Linked DNA regions of Homo sapiens: region 2 is linked to region 1. A link is a loop called in an ENCODE intact Hi-C map of the cell type or tissue named here. Cell type or tissue: A673. All regions are shown on one strand. Each heading gives the region's core, and the rest is flanking DNA. Links, peaks and the distances in the headings are about the cores only.

Region 1 (8,024 bases), core at 1,960-6,959:
CAAATATGTGTCACAGAGAGATGGGAATATTAAAAACAATTTCCCCATTCATCTTTTAGTAGAATACTAAAAGTAGATTGGCTGAGCAGTTCACTTTGCTCAATGTCTTCATCACAAGGAACGTACTTGGATGGCAAGGATTATGTTCTTATGATTCTATTTCAGTGGAAATTTAAGGGAAAAAATCTATGTTCTCTTTGATGGACGGGAACAACTTTTTTATTGTCTTCCTTCCCATGAGAGATAGTCTATAAAATTATTTTATACATTTTACCAAATCCTGCAATTCTTCAACCTTGCCGCTCATGAACACTAAATTGGAGCACAGGTGTGTAGCCACATGGCCTCATCATTGCCTATTTAGAATCTGAGTGTTTCTGAGTAGTAATGTTCCCTGATACTCTCCCCATTCACTACTTTAAGGACTATTTTTTCCTCAACTGCTCGTTTGCACTTTCTCCTCATTTTGCTTGTGAATGTCAGTGCCATTATTCACCTCTATTCCACCATGATCACCTTTCTCCAAAGATTGCTTTTTTCGTAAATAATTACCTGAAGCATAAAGTCACTTGCTTTCCCAAATTTAATATTCAGTGAACCAGCATTATCACAGCACCATGCATAATCTGGAGAACCATAATAGAATGAATATGTTAGAAAAAATTATTTTGCTGAAATATAAAAGGAAATTAAAGCCACACCTGGACATCTGTGCACCATTTTAGTCACTTAAGTGTGCTATAACAATAGAGAAAGCATGACTAAATACTGCTATAGGGAACCTTTTTAAAGATGAGTAGAACTCGATCATGCTATTAAGGAAAGGGAGGTAGATATGTAAGAGATAATCTCACTGAGGAGGATATACAAATTGTTAAGAACCAGTATTCCCAGACAATATCAGAAGTGATCAAACACAAAGTAAAAGACTCTGGAGAAAGGAATATTAGTTTTTTGTTATTTTATTTTATAGAAATTAATGTTAGAAGTATGTTTTCTAAAGTAATTATAAGGGTAGGAAACTAAAGAATAATATGTGCTTAGCTAAACTAGGGTAACTAGGAGTGATAGCACTATCTTTCTATTCAGAAGAAGTGATAAAAATTCACTTTCTCATACAACTTCTCTATTTGTATTACTCTGCTTCTTAGTACAAAACAGTAGGTCAAGAAACTTTGGGAATAGTCAAAGAATAATCAATAATCTCTCGAGTCCTTCTGAATACACAGCCTTTCCTCAAACTTGAACAATTTTCACTTCCTGAATTACAACTTACATGATGAATCCAAAGTGTATTAATAGTTGAATTTGAAACGAATGAATTAAGCTCAGGATGTCACTTGTTGGGAGACATCTAACTGCTTTCAACCATCCACCTTGAACCCCACCCTATCACTTCCTATTGCTAACAGATTTCAACCTGTCTTTCAATTGAACTTCCTTCATCTGTCCAATCAATTCAGTTCCATTTATTATTTCCAATAATTATTTATTTCCTTGAATATCTAACTTTACTCTCTCCCAACTCAACCACTTTTCACTGCAAAAGTAAAATCATTAAAATTTTGGCCGTTTTGTCAATAAAATAAGTCTACAGGTATTTGCTTATAATTTGCTATTCATTTGTTCACCCACCTATTCATTCAGCACCTGCTCTGTGTCGGGCACTGAAGTCGGCACTCAGAGTGGAGAGATGAGGAAGCTGAGGTCTCAGCCCTCGGCTGGCTCTACATCCTCTAGTCCTCCAGTGTGAGATGCCTTTGGAATTAGGGTGAGGTGTACCATGGAAGTTCACCTGCGTACATTCTCAGTGTCACAGAGGAAATAGTGAGAGACTAAGATAAAACATAAGCAGAGCTGTGGGGCTGGATATGTAATCTGTGAAGAACAATGCCAAATGGAAACACAGGACCCCTTGTTCAAAATTATTAATAATTTCAAGACAGTGACAGAAAGGCATTAATCTAAGCACAGGGCCCCGAACTTGCAAGTTCGCAGATCTTGAACTACACAGCTCACACACCAAGGAAGCTAGCGCTAACTAATTATATATTCATCTACAGAAATAAAAGCATGTTAGCAAACAGAGGGGGCAAATCACAACAAAGTAAGGTTTTTTCATCTATAAAATTAGAATATCAAAGCCTACATCAGCAGTTTATTAGCTTTTTACACACACACACAAAATATTTATTTTACCCCATGAGTCATATGTTGAAAGATTTTGTTCGTTGTGTTGATGTAATCACTAATTTATGTTTCTATTTGAATTCCAGCCAAAGCCTTCTATCATCATAAGATAGATAATGTTACCAAACTATATAATTTAATTCCAGCCAACATCAAAGCTGACTTACCTTTTAGCTAGTTGTAAAGTATTATTGGTTTGTTTGTTTCAAATGGTTGAAAGTAACCTGAAGACACCAGTTTTTACCTGGATAGAAACTAATTTAGGAATCTTTGATTAAATATCTCCAAATTCTGTCCAAGTGCTAATCTTTAGTGATTCTCACTAGCAAGAGAGAAAAGTTTGACTTTTCTGCCTATACCCTTGGAAAAGATGCAAGTACTATCACTTTCCCAAATGCAATGGGAAAATAAAGCTCAGTGAAAACCTTGAGCATGTTTCTAATATATTGTTAGTTTATTTGAGAGTTAAAGCAGTATTAATGTGCTGTATCTTCACATCTCTCACTGCACTACCCTTGTGATCCAATTAGATTCTAAATTGATGTAAATGTCTATTTTTAGCATATGGCCACTTCTGAATGTTTCCAAGCTTTAAAATGCACAAATACTCAACACAAACATCTTTGGAGCATAGAGGTTGCGTAGTTTTCCTTTTCCACCATTGATCTAATATGTAAGAGCCTATTGTGCTTGGAGAGTGCATAAGCCTTCACATGGTTGAGTAATGATTTGAACGCAAGAGAGTCTCCAGTGAAAAAGACAAAATCCAGTAGTTATGAAAAACAAAGCTTGTTTTGCTAATATGCTGGTATTTGGAGTCAAAAAGACAATGACAAATGTTTTCAGTATAACTTTTTAATCCTAGTTAATATTAATACTAAATACATTTGCAAATAATATTTTAGAGAAGAATAAAATTTATTCAGCTAACATAATTATTTTTCAATATTTTTGAAAACTATAAAACACAGCTATAAAATGTCCTTCCTCTTAAAGAAAAGCTAATTTCATTCACGCTATCTCTTATTGGAATATTCTGCACTATTGTAGAAATATTAGATCACTATTATTGCTATTATTGTATGGGATTATTTAAATAGCTTATACCAATCACTTTTCTATCTTAGACTTTCTCTAATTAGTGTGATTGACACTTATAAAATTTCTTTTAGACACTGAAAAGCAGTTGTTTCTTTTCTCTTATGCTTTTCATATGGTTGCTTGCTAACCTGTAGAACTCTTAAACTGACAAAAAAGTAACATTTTTTTGTCAGTCAGATGTTCAGATTTTCTGCACCAGCTTTAGTTTGGCTCATTGAAATAATAGTTACCTGAAGTGATCTGACTGGCCAAAATGATTAAAGCAGTTTGCATGCATGTACATATATATCTGCAAATATGAAATGAGCAAACAGATGAATTGTCATTGCACACAGACAACCAATCAATACAAACTAAATCTCTTGTATTTTATTCCCCCAAATACTGAGTGCCTGCCAAAAGCCAGACTCTTTTAGGCACTGATATCTCCGTCAACTGACTGAGACATTCTCAGGTTTCTTGATGGGAGTATTTTGCCATTTTGAAACAAATATTCTGACTTCACTCTTCAAATTTGAGAAAAGTTCTAATCAACTGAGTTTTATGTAATACACATTTGGATTTATAAATTGTAAGATGAAATTGTATTTCACTATATTTTGTCCCACAGACTTAACCTATGTTTCTTACACATCCATCCTAATATAAAAATACAGTCACTTCACATCTGTGTAAGTTTGTGGAGATAAATTCTTAGTGTGTGGGCTTGTATTTTAAAATCCAATTTCATTCACTATTTAGTGAGTGCTTACCACATGCCAGGACAGTTCTAGAGTGCGAGAGGGAGACACGGTGGGACAGGATTGGAATAAATGCTTTCTGATGCTATGGGAAGGAGTTTAACTCTTATGCTACAAGTGATGCATATCCATCAAAGGATCACAGCAGGAAAGGGACAGGATAAGATGTGTCTTTAAAAAGACCATTCAGGAAAATGTTGAGTGTTTTAGAGGACACTGTGACTAGTGGCTTGCTAATAAAGCAGATGGGACAATAACGGTAATCTTGACAAGAAATAAGAAGGGTCTTATAAAAGGCAATAATAGAGACAGGAAGGGGTGTGTATATATTCAAAAGATAGGAAGGAGGCAGGATCTATAGAACTTGATGGCCCACTGGTTATGTAAAATGAGAACGAGAAGGCAAAGAAGATTGCCAATTGCAATGCTTGAGTGGCCCATCAGAGGGACACCGTATACTCTAGTTAGTTAGACTAACAGAGTTCCAAGTTATACTTAGAGTGTCAAAGTAGTTATTAATGAGGCCCCTTTATCCTCAAAATTGTCCTGGTTTAGAAGATAAATTTTGTGGTCCCCTAATAGAGAATGATCATGCAATCATAGTCATTCATGATCACGTTTATATAATCAGAAAGATGTGGAGATAAGTGGATTTGTAGTAAAGGAATAACATTTAGGGTTCTCCATTCTATTCTATTCTAAGCAAATAGTTGTGTAGCTGTGGAGCTCAGGAGAGAAACACTGGCCTTGACATCCAGATTTGAGCATTGTTCACATTTTAAAGTCGGGTGGGAATTAAATTAAAGAGCCTGTGAAGGCCAGGCACAGTGGCTCACACCTGTATTCCCAGCATTTTGGAAGGCAAGGTGGGCAGATCACTTGAGGTCAGGAGATCGAGACCAGCCTGGCCAACATGGGGAAACCCTGTCTTTACTAAAAATACAAAAATTATCTGGGCATGGTGGTGCACACCTGTAGTCCCAGCTCCTCAGTAGGCTGAGGCAGTAGAATTGCTTGAACCTGGGAGGGGGAGGTTGCAGTGAGCCGAGATTGCATCACTGCACTCCAGCCTGGCCAACAGAGTGAGACTGTCTCAAAAAAAACAAAAAACAAAACAAAGAGTCTGTGAAGCATAGGAAGGGGAAAATGCTGGAATGGAATGCTGAGAAACATTAACTTTGAAGAGGAAGAGGAATTTGAAAAGGAGATGTGAAGTTGCTGTCAGAGACCAAGAGCTACTGTGTGAAAACCCAAGTAAATATAAATCATGGGGACAAAGAGACAAGAGAAATAGAGGAAGGAGAAAATGGACAACAGTGTCAAAACCAAGTGAAATACGAACCAATTCACATATCAGTGAATTAAGAAACTTGGAAGTAAATGATGGCCTTGGCAAGGGCAAGTTCAGAGGAATGATGGGTGTAATAACCAAATTATGGTAGATGGAGAGATGCAAGCAATTATGTGTGAAAGGTAGCGCAGAATCTTAAGAAAATCCTTGGCTTTTAAGTCCAACAGACTGGGTCACATACCCACAAGCTCTTACTAGTTGTGAAACTTTGTGTAAGTCATTTAATGTTAACCTTGTTATCCCTTCGTTCATTCAGTACTTACTCATCAAACATTTATAGAGCACATAGTATGTGGCAGGCATCGAGCTATGATCTAGCTAAACATGAACAACTTTATTTTAGGGAAAAACACATCTTTTTACAGCATAATGTGAGATGTGCTGTTACCCATGTATGAGCAGCACATTTTGCTCTCTGACCATCAGCTTCATTACTAATAATAAACATAGCTAACATTTATCAGGTTCTTCCTATATGTCGGGCACTGCACTAAAGGCTCCATATTATAATAATTATTTCACTTTATTTAGCATATCACATAAAAACAATATGAAAAACGTACTATTTTTAGTTCCATTTTGAAGATAAGGAAGTCATAGAGAGGTTTAAGAATGTCACTTAAACCTCTCTATGTTAAACCACAAAATGTTTGAATGTCACTAACAAGTAGAAGAATAGTGAGTAGACTCCAGGCAGACCAGCATTTTAAATTACTATACTGCCTTCCACTGTCAATTGCCAGATTGTTTCAATTTCATTGATCATGATATCCCCTAGAACCATTTAGTTTCTGATACACTATAGTTCCTGAAAAATAATACATGTTTGTGGAAGGGAAGAAAAAAAGGAAAAAGAGAGAGGTAGGGAAAGAGTAGGGTAAAAGGGAGGAAGAAAGAAAGGAGTACTGTAAGAAACAAGAGAATGGCGTGACAAACTTTGCCTAGGAGTCAGAGAATTTCTATCAAGATGATATACTCACCGCAACTTAAGGATTTGTTGTCATTTGGTAGCCCAAGAAAGAATGAAGATATTCTACATTAGCTTGTAAAGACAGCACTTTGTCATTACCATCTATCTCTAAGGATAGGTCTCACATTCACAAATCCTCTAAAAGTAACTAATCTTTGACCACATGACCATGAGACAATAGTATTAGTAATGACTTTCTATGTTACACCTTGGCCTAAATGACCACAAACCTTACTGAAAAGTCTGAACTTCCTCTGATGGCCCATATCTTGCCATGCATCCAAAATAGTAAATTCTACTGACTACTTCCTCAGAACATCTTGTGGGACTTCTTATCTAGGTGCCATGGGTTTTGCTAGAAAGGAAGAACTTCGTTGCCATTGCTTTTGGTGTTTTAGTCAAAAAGTCTTTGCCCATGCCCAGATGGGATCTAATTAAACTAAAGAGCTTCTGCAAAGCAAAAGAAACTATCATCAGAGTGAACAGACAACCTACAGAATGGGATAAAATTTTTGCAATCTGTCCATCTGACAAAGGGCTAATATCCAGAATCTACAAGAAACTTAAACAAATTTACAAGAAAAAAACAACCCCATCAAAAAGTGGGCAAAGGATATGGACGCTTCTCAAAAGAAGATATTTATGCAGCCAACAAACATGAAAAAAAGCTCATCGTCACTGGTCAATAAAGAAATGCAAATCAAAACCACAATGAGATACCATCTCATGCCAGTTAGAATGGTGGTCATTAAAAAGTCAGGAAACAAAAGATGCTGGAGAGGATATGGAGAAACAGGGACACTTTTACACTGTTGGTGGGAGTGTAAATTAGTTCAACCATTGTAGAAGACAGTGTGGTGATTCTGCAAGGATTTAGAACCAGAAATACCGTTTGACCCAGCAATCCCATCACTGGGTATATACCCAAAGGATTATAAATCATTCTACTATAAAGACACATGCACATGTATGTTTATTGCAGCACTAGTCACAATTGCAAAGACTTGGAACCAACCCAAATGCCCATCGATGATAGACTTGATAAAGAAAATGTGGCATATATACACCATGGAATACTATACAGCCGTAAAAAAAGATGAGTTCATGTCTTTGCAGGGACATGGATGAAGCTGGAAACCTTATTCTCAGCTAACTAACACAAGAACAGAAAACCAAACACCACATGTTCTCACTCATAAGTGGGAATTGAACAATGAGAACACATGGACACAGGGAGGGGAACATTCACACATCAGGGCCTGCCAGCAGGGTGGGGGTGGTTGGGGGCTAGGGGAGGGATAGCATTAGGAAAAATACCTAATGTAGATGACAGGTTGACGGGTGCAGCAAACCACCATGGCATGTGTATACCTATGTAACAAACCTACACATTCTGCACATGTATCCCAGAATTTAAAAAAAAAAAAAAAAAAAAAAAAAGAAGAAGAAGGACTTCTAAATAAAATGCCACCAGGAAAACTGAGCACCGATAGACTTCTTTCTGCATAATCTCTTCTCATTCTCTCATTTTTAAATTTTTTGCAATTGCCCCAATTCTGGGGCAAAACCAAAACTCCCACATGCCTGAAAATGTGCCTGACCATTCCCATTGCTAAAATTCTTTAACTCTTTGATATTTGTTGTTTTTGCCTACTTATCTGTAAATTATACC
Region 2 (8,024 bases), core at 1,507-6,506, 110 kb before region 1:
GACCACAAGAGGGATGAAGAAGAGAATTTGTTGGATGGATCTGTCTGAAGCCATTAATGCTTTTGGAGAAGAACCACCTCTTCCTGCCTTTCCATTCTTCTAGTACTCTAAGACAGTCCCTCAGCCAGAATAGCAATAAACTCTTGGCATCTGGCCCAAGTTTAGGTTCTCTGGGGCTGGATTGCTCTTATATCAAAAAGTCACATATGAGATCCATCAGTACCAGCAAGCAGAGGAAAGAGTTCTTCTGACTGCTGGGTCAGTAGAATTCATCCATAATTCACTCAACAAACAGCAGTTTTATATAAAAGAGAAAATACATTTTACCTTGCTGAGGGCAAAACTAAATGTATTAATAAACCAGTTAAGCAAAAAGAAGTCGCCTTCATATTGATGTTATGTAATTGTCACTTGCAAAACAACCTGTAGAGCATGGAAAATATCCTATCTAATAAAAAAAATTTGGTGATTATAAATTGGACTTAGAAGAGTACTAACATAGTATATTCAGGTATCACTGATTACTGGCTTGATTACCAGAGGGAATTAGAAAAAAAAAAAGACTTTTTAATGAACTTGGTTACCTAAAAAGAGAAAAAAGAGTATAAACCCAGTTTGTTTCCTTACCTGTTTTTTTCTAGGTTATAAAAAATAGCTTCTGAGAGACAAATAGAAATATAATTGCCTATTACAATTTTATTTTACCTGTATAATGATAATATAATATCTTTTTTCTTCCTCTTAATCTATTATTCTTGACTAATCTCATCTTTGAAAGGCAAGTCTTACATTATTTTACATGTAGATTTTTCACATTTCTTCTTACAAGTTTGAATTGTTGATTTAAAAAAAAGTAAAATAAAAGATTTAAACTTACTATAAAGAGAAAGCATTGGTATATAGCAAAGTGAATGAAATACTGGATAATAGCTCCCAAGAAGCTCTTTTGGGATAATAGTGCAAATTGAATTGCCTGCCTTGAAAGAACATCACAGGTAGGAGTTGAAGAAATTCTCAGCTTCTCTGATTTCTTTCCAGCCAGTAAATGTGTCTATCAAAGTCACATGGTCAGCACTACTTGCTTGCTTGGTTAGACTTGTATTCAGTTAAAAAATAAAATAAAAAATAAAAGCAAATACTGAAATAAGCATATGTTTCTTTTCTCCTGGCAAAAGGACCTACTGTCTTCTGAAAAGGAAGTAGATTTTAGGCAAAAACATTGTGTGTCTATTAAAATCACTCTACGTACCATCACTCAAAAGCATTTTTTGAATAACTTCAGGACCTGGGTTCTGGTATTTCTTACTCCATCTTGAGCACTGATCTGCTTTGTGACACTGATTGAGCCACATCCCTGTACTTTCAGTCCCTGTCTTGCAAAATACTGGAAATAAATAATGCTCTTTCCAACTGCCACTTGTTATGCTTCTAGTGTCTTATTTATGTTATGGAACTCTGCTATGAGAAGAAAAATAGCAGAACACAAAATCTATGAAGTTTCCTGGCCTGATAGTATCTGTTGCAAAATAGTGTTTCTGGGAGGATTACGTGAAATAGTACATATAAAATGTCTACCACATAGCATATGCTCAACAATGTTAATCCACTTGCCACAGGGTCACTTCCAATATCTCACTCTGGTAAAAATTACCTTCACCACCTGAAAATCTCTTTGTATCAGGCATAATAGCTGGACTTAAGAATAACAGGACTGAAGAATACCTGAAAGTCTAAAATTGTTATTGCAAAATCAGTACACTAACTTTTGCAGGGCATTTTTTTTTTTGTAAAGAATGGCATTCTATTTCAACACACTATATTTTACTTAACAACTATTAGTTATTCAATAAGTGGATAACATTTACTTGAATAAGTGAATGAATAAGTCAATTGAATACCGTACTTCTCCACTACGGCATTAATGTATAATGTATCTTGGGCTATTTGTCTCATTAGTTTACATAGGAGAACCTGACTTACTCTGTGATACTGATTTGGCCTGTGTAGCAGATTCCTGTCGTGAATTCAACACGAACTGGGAAAATTTCTCTAACTTTTTTAACCTCGCAGTTGTTTTTTTTTTCCCTTCCATGTAATGGGCATAATAACACATAATGTACAGAGATTTGTCAAAATTGAAGATAATATCTAACGTCAAATCTATGGTATGAGATAAATATGTATTTATTTTTAAGTAAATTTGTATCACTTTTGAGTATATCATGTGCTTTTAAAATAACCACTTTAAATTTACTTTTTAATAACATTTCTGAATGTACACTGTTGGGGTAGTGTAGGAGATTCCCTCACTACCTTTGGACTAGGCTGTTGCTCATGACAGCAGAATGAAATTTGCTAACCTCTACTGTGATCCCGAATTTCTTGTGATCAATATCAAAAAAAGATGTGAAAGGCAGTACTGCTCGTTACACTATAGTTTCTTTTAACTATGCCTATCTATTATTATTTGGTCATAGAAATAAGAAAATGACATTGATATAAAATGCAAATGACTCTTTGAATCAATAATAAATTACTGCTCACAAACTATTCAATAACAAGTAATTGATTTGAAGCCAGGCAGAATTTTAGACTTATCTATTGTCTTCAGCTGTACAGAGTTAATGAGGATTTGTAATTACTTTGGATTTTAACTAATACATCTTTTTCATTTTGGAAATTGATTTTATATTAGTGTCATATTTTATGGTTTACACAATTACCTGACTAAATAAAGGTTGACAAAATTGACCATAATCAAAGGCTTGGGAGTACAATAAGCCATTTTAATGCATAGAATGTGTTTTCTCTTTTCAAGAATACCCATCTTTTTAAATTTTTTATGTATAATTGTTAAAAATTTCTCCTTTAGAATTGTAAAATGGGAAAGGGAATAGCTTTTAGTAACTAAAAAGCATTATTCACATAAAGTTCTTTGGATTTTTCAAATTACATTGTTTACCTAGAAAAAAGTTGAAAACCTGTATCTGGCATTTTAAATTTCTACGTCATAAGCCATGTACATTTTCTACATTAACCATGTCAAAGTGTGAACTTTTAGTCTCCTTTTTAAAAGACTGGTTCAAAAAAAAAACAAAAAAGAATATACCAGACATTCTTTGAATGTCACTCACCAAGGAACACTTACATATGCCTCTTGTGAAAAAGAAGAGGCATAGAACAGCCACTGAAGATATTATCCTAAACTTTTATTTGGCTTGGTTTGGAATTGTCCAGCAGCATAAACACACGATTGCTGTATTCTCAGCTGGAAACAGGTTAAGCTAGAAACACATATTACTACAGCCAAACAAAATAGATCAATTTGTCCATGGTTATTCATTTATGTTTCTCCTTGGGGGTCCCTAAGAAGCAAATGATATGCAAACAGCTGCATGATTATTGCTATGCTCTTGTTGCTATTTGGTGATTGCTATTTACATGTAAATTACTACTTGGCAAAGTACAACTTCTCTTCACCAGCAACCAGACAACAAAACAGTTCTTACTAAGCTGTCCAAGATTAATTACTCAAAAATACTTCCTAAAGGATGATTCCTTTAGATTTCTGCATTTCCTAGAAAAGTAATTTTAGAATGAATAAAATATAAAAGAACAATCCCACCATGATTCTAAGGCAGTATCTATTTAATAAGCAACTTTAGAAGATTATGGAAGAATATAGAAATGTAGGTTTCTTGCTGTGAGGACTGATTTGGGCAGAATGGGAAAGAAAAGAAAAACGGAAAGCTAGAGTAGATGCTTAAAGACAGATGATAAGAGATCAAAGATAAACTTGATTTATTTCCAAATTTTATCTCTGAGTCAGGCTAGATGATATCACTCCTCGCCCTTAATGTGTTTATACCTAAAAATTGTCATGAGACTAGAGATTATTAAACTGCCTGAATTAGGCAAATAAAAAGAAAAGGAGTTCTGCACATTGGTGTCAGTTAACACTTCCGTGCCTTTCTTTACAAAACAAAAATTATTTAATGATATGAAAATAGATATATTTACAACTGGGTCATAATCTATATGCAGTTTTGCATGTTTTTCTCCTAACATTATATGAAATGTCATTTTCATATTAATTAATGTAACCACAGCAAAATGTTAATGATTGTATAATATCTCCTTTATGCCTGCACTGCTACTTATTTAGTCCCCAGATGTGTTGTTTTTCACTTTTCACTATTATAGGATATTTTAAAATGGAAATACTTAAGCACGCATCTTTGTTTTACTCATCCAGTTACTTACTTGGAATTTTTGTAACAAGCATGTGATTAAGGATTTTATACATATTGACAAATTGCTCTCCGGGGAAGTTATCCAATTTACACCACCATTAAATTAGTAAGAGAATGTCATTTCCTTCATTTGATTTCATTTAAACTGATCATAGTATCAATAGTCTACTTAGTGACTCTTTTTTTTCCTTCAATTTCATGTTTCAGAGGATATTAATCAACCCAAAAAAGTTCAAGCTGTATTAGTATAGTCAAGAAAAATGGGAAAAATGAAAGGATTTATGATTCAACAGAAGAATCATAATCCATTTAATCCACGTTTAATCCATTTAATCCTGGTTTTTCACAACTGGAATACCTATGATTATAAGCCATAGATTTGGGGGAAGAAAAAATAAGAATTTTAGAAACAGTTGAAACAAAGTGAAGACAAGGTTTATTTTCAAATATACCTTGGAGACTTGTAGATTTTATATAAAATAATAGGGTCAAAAGTGACAAGCTTATTTTTACACCATTTTTGATAAATATGGTTGACTCTATATTAATCAAGATAGTAAGGGAGAAAGAAAGGTATAAATATCCCCTATTACTATTTTAAAAAGGAATTAGTCATAATGTAATAAAAATAAATTTATTTTAAACTTATTTTATTGTAATAGCATCTAGTATTTTTAACACATAAGTAATTCGATAGACTATCATTCAGCATTTTTTTTCAACAAACATTTTATTTTTCCAGTACTGTAGGGGTGAAAGTAAAGCATCCCCTTCGCCTTCAGAAAGTTTGCTGAAAACCCATTCCAAAAAGGCAGATTAATTGGAGAAAAAGGCATACAAATGTATTGGATCATAGTTTATGTGACATGGGAGCCCTCAGAATGAAGACCCAACTCACTCAATGGGGTGCAGAAGCTTACATACCATCTGGAGGTTACAGAAAGAATGAGGGCTTGGATCCTGGCAAAACAGTTTACAGGAGAGGGGAGAAGAGGAATTTTGAAAAGGAGCAATAAATTACTTCTAGGCGGAACTGATGGACTTGAAGAACATAAAATGGTCTAGGACCAAGACTATTGGATCCATAAAGTAGACAATGTTTTGTGACAAAAGTCTGCCTAGGTTTTAGACAGATTTTAATCTTCCTTCCTGTGATGTGGGTTTTGATAATGAAAACTCAAGAAAGGAAATAGAGGAGATTTTTTTCTTCTTTGGTGTGACCAGACTGTAGACAGATAAGGGAACTTCAGCCTGTGCTTTGGGAGAGGTAGAAGATTGAAAAACAGTGGGGGCAGGGGGTGGGGAGGGCAATTGTTCCTCTCCTTGGTGGGTCTGCCTGGTCTTCATGTAGAGGATAAGTGAAAAGTCTCTTCTAGCATCTGTTGATCTCTAAAGGACTTTAATTTAAAATATTCATTATACCAGGGAGCCATATTTTGAAATAGTATTTCCTGTTCTCCTTCAGTATTTACCATGTGCCAGGCACTGATTGATGTCCTGGACCTAATAATAGTGAATAAAATAGAGAGTCTCTTGTTTTCTTTTCATGGAGATTCCATTGTAGTGGGAGAAAACAGTCAAAAATCAAGTAAAAAACATAGTAAGCAAAATAGAGGAAAGTATTATGAAGAAAAATAGAGCAGATTAAAAGTATTAAAAATGATAGAGAATTACAATTTTAAAAAAAGATGAACAGGGAAGGGGTTTTAGGGTTCTCCAGAGAGAACCAATGGAATGGATAGGCAGACATAGAGACAGATGTATACGGGTAGAGAGAAAGAGAGAGAGGATTTATTAGGGTAATTTCTTCCAGATAGAGGATTTATTAGGGGAACTGGTTCATGAAATTATGGAGTCTGAGAAGTCCCAGGGCAGGCTATCTGCAAGCTGGAGACCCTGGGATGCCAGTAGCAAGGCTCAGTCCAAATCTAAACACTTCAGAACCAAGAAAGCCAACGATGTCATTCTCAGTTTGAGGTTGAAGACCTGAGAACGGGGTGATGGTGGGGTGGGGAGGTGGAATGGTATAAGTCTTGGAGTCCCAAGGTCAAAGAATCTGATGTCCAAGGACAGGAGGAGAAGAATGTCTTCCAAGTTCAGCAGAGAGATTGAGAGAGAGAGGCCAATTCCTCTTGCGTCTCTTTTTGTTCTATCAGGCGCCCAGCAGATTGGATCACACTAAGGATGGATCTTCCCTGCTCAGTCCACTCAGACTCACTTGCTAATCTTCTCTGGAAACACCCTCACAAACATACCCCAAAATGATATCTTGCCAGTTCTCAAGCTATTTTTTTATTCCATTCAAGATGACACCTAAAATTAACAATCAAAGAAGTCCAATCTGGAGAGGTCAGATTTGAGCATAGATCTGAGTAAAATGAAACGTGAGCAATGTGAATGTCTGGGGAGGATGCTCTTAAGCAGAGAAAAACCATTTGGAGTATGCTTAGGTGTTTGAAGACTACTAAATGGGCCATTCTGATGGTGTAGTTAGTGAAAGGAAAATTGTCAGAGGGGAGGTCAGAGCCAAGAGGTAGTGGTGGTAAAACATGGAGTGGAAGGAAAACTTACAGGTTAGGCTACAAAAGTACTTTGGATTTTTTCCTGAATGTGTCTGGAGGTTTGATATTATCATACTCATGTTAACTCTCCCTACTGTGGGAAGAATGGATTCTAGGCAATGAGGATGTAAGCAAGAGATCAGTTCAGAGGCTTTTGCAATATCCAAAGGAAAATTATTGAATATGTTTTGTAGATAATTTGACTGATTTGCTGTGTGTGTAGATGTGGGGTGGGAGAGAAGTGAAGTACATTAATCAGAACTGTGAATTTGCTTCCAGGGTAATAGTTTAAGGACCAAAACATTATATAAATAGTTTACCAGAAGTATATTCCTACAGTTTTTATTCCGATACTATTTTTTTTTCAGGAGAATGTACTCATCTTTGTCTCATATTTTAGGAGTCTAACAAAACTAATGATTCAGCTTTAAAATTTGTGAAATAGTATAAATAAATCAGTCCATCACAATTTCTACCCTTTAAATATGAAATATTTTTGCCACAAGGTTTTTCTATTATTGTTAGATAAAAATCAGCACTTTCTTTTATATCTCTATATATGTCTAGTCTTAATATTCCATGCAGAAAGAGGAATCAAATTCATAAATAATACATCTTTACCTCCTAGGTGGAATAAATATAAATATGGTGAGTTGTATGCTAATCACAAATGTAATGTAAAGCATTTTAGTTTAAACCTTTTGATGTCATTTAACTGATTACAATGCCAATCATTCATCTAAATATTGAAATTAGTCATTTTTGCTAATTTAAAAAGTCTTCCCTAAATTTTTTATTGAACCATTAATCAGTCAAACTCCTAAGGAAAATGAAGACAGTTTTTGTAGTCTAACCAAGAATCAAAACAAATTCTGCAACTCAAAATGCTTTGAGGAACAGAAAAGATATTGGGTGGAAAAAGATATCTAGCTTTGAGTACTAATATTCAAAGTTAATAACAGTGAATGACTATAATGCAATTAAATGGGTTCGGTGGATTATAAATATATTGATTATAAAAATATTACTATAAAATTGAGTTAACCAGTATTTATTGAGTACTCACTAGGGTTAAGGTAGTTTTTAAAATTATTAGCTATAAATCATATTAGAGAATAAAACAAAGTTTGGAAATTACTATGTCATCATCAACTTAATTTGAGCCTACAGTGAAGAGCTGTTAGGTAATAAAGAAGAATGTCTTTAGGGT

What was found. Peaks named below come from ENCODE experiments on the same cell type or tissue, not always from the same donor. Only the 100,000 strongest peaks of a DNase experiment are listed, where the experiment ranks them.
Region 2: a loop joins it to region 1, with 2.6 times the contacts of the local background. A loop is called at or near these places in 1 of 110 quality-filtered maps.

Annotation. Positions count from the first base shown.
Region 1 is chr11:100,227,026-100,235,049 of GRCh38, forward strand. All of the region lies in intron 16 of CNTN5 (contactin 5), which reads left to right. Among named protein-coding and RNA genes, the nearest start is that of ARHGAP42, 460 kb to the right of the region's middle. In A673, for the core only: a CTCF peak has its summit at 4,458; DNase peaks (open chromatin) are centred at 4,176 and 4,296.
Region 2 is chr11:100,115,959-100,123,982 of GRCh38, forward strand. All of the region lies in intron 13 of CNTN5 (contactin 5), which reads left to right. Among named protein-coding and RNA genes, the nearest start is that of ARHGAP42, 570 kb to the right of the region's middle. In A673, for the core only: no CTCF peak of the experiment used is centred there; DNase peaks (open chromatin) are centred at 3,433 and 5,563.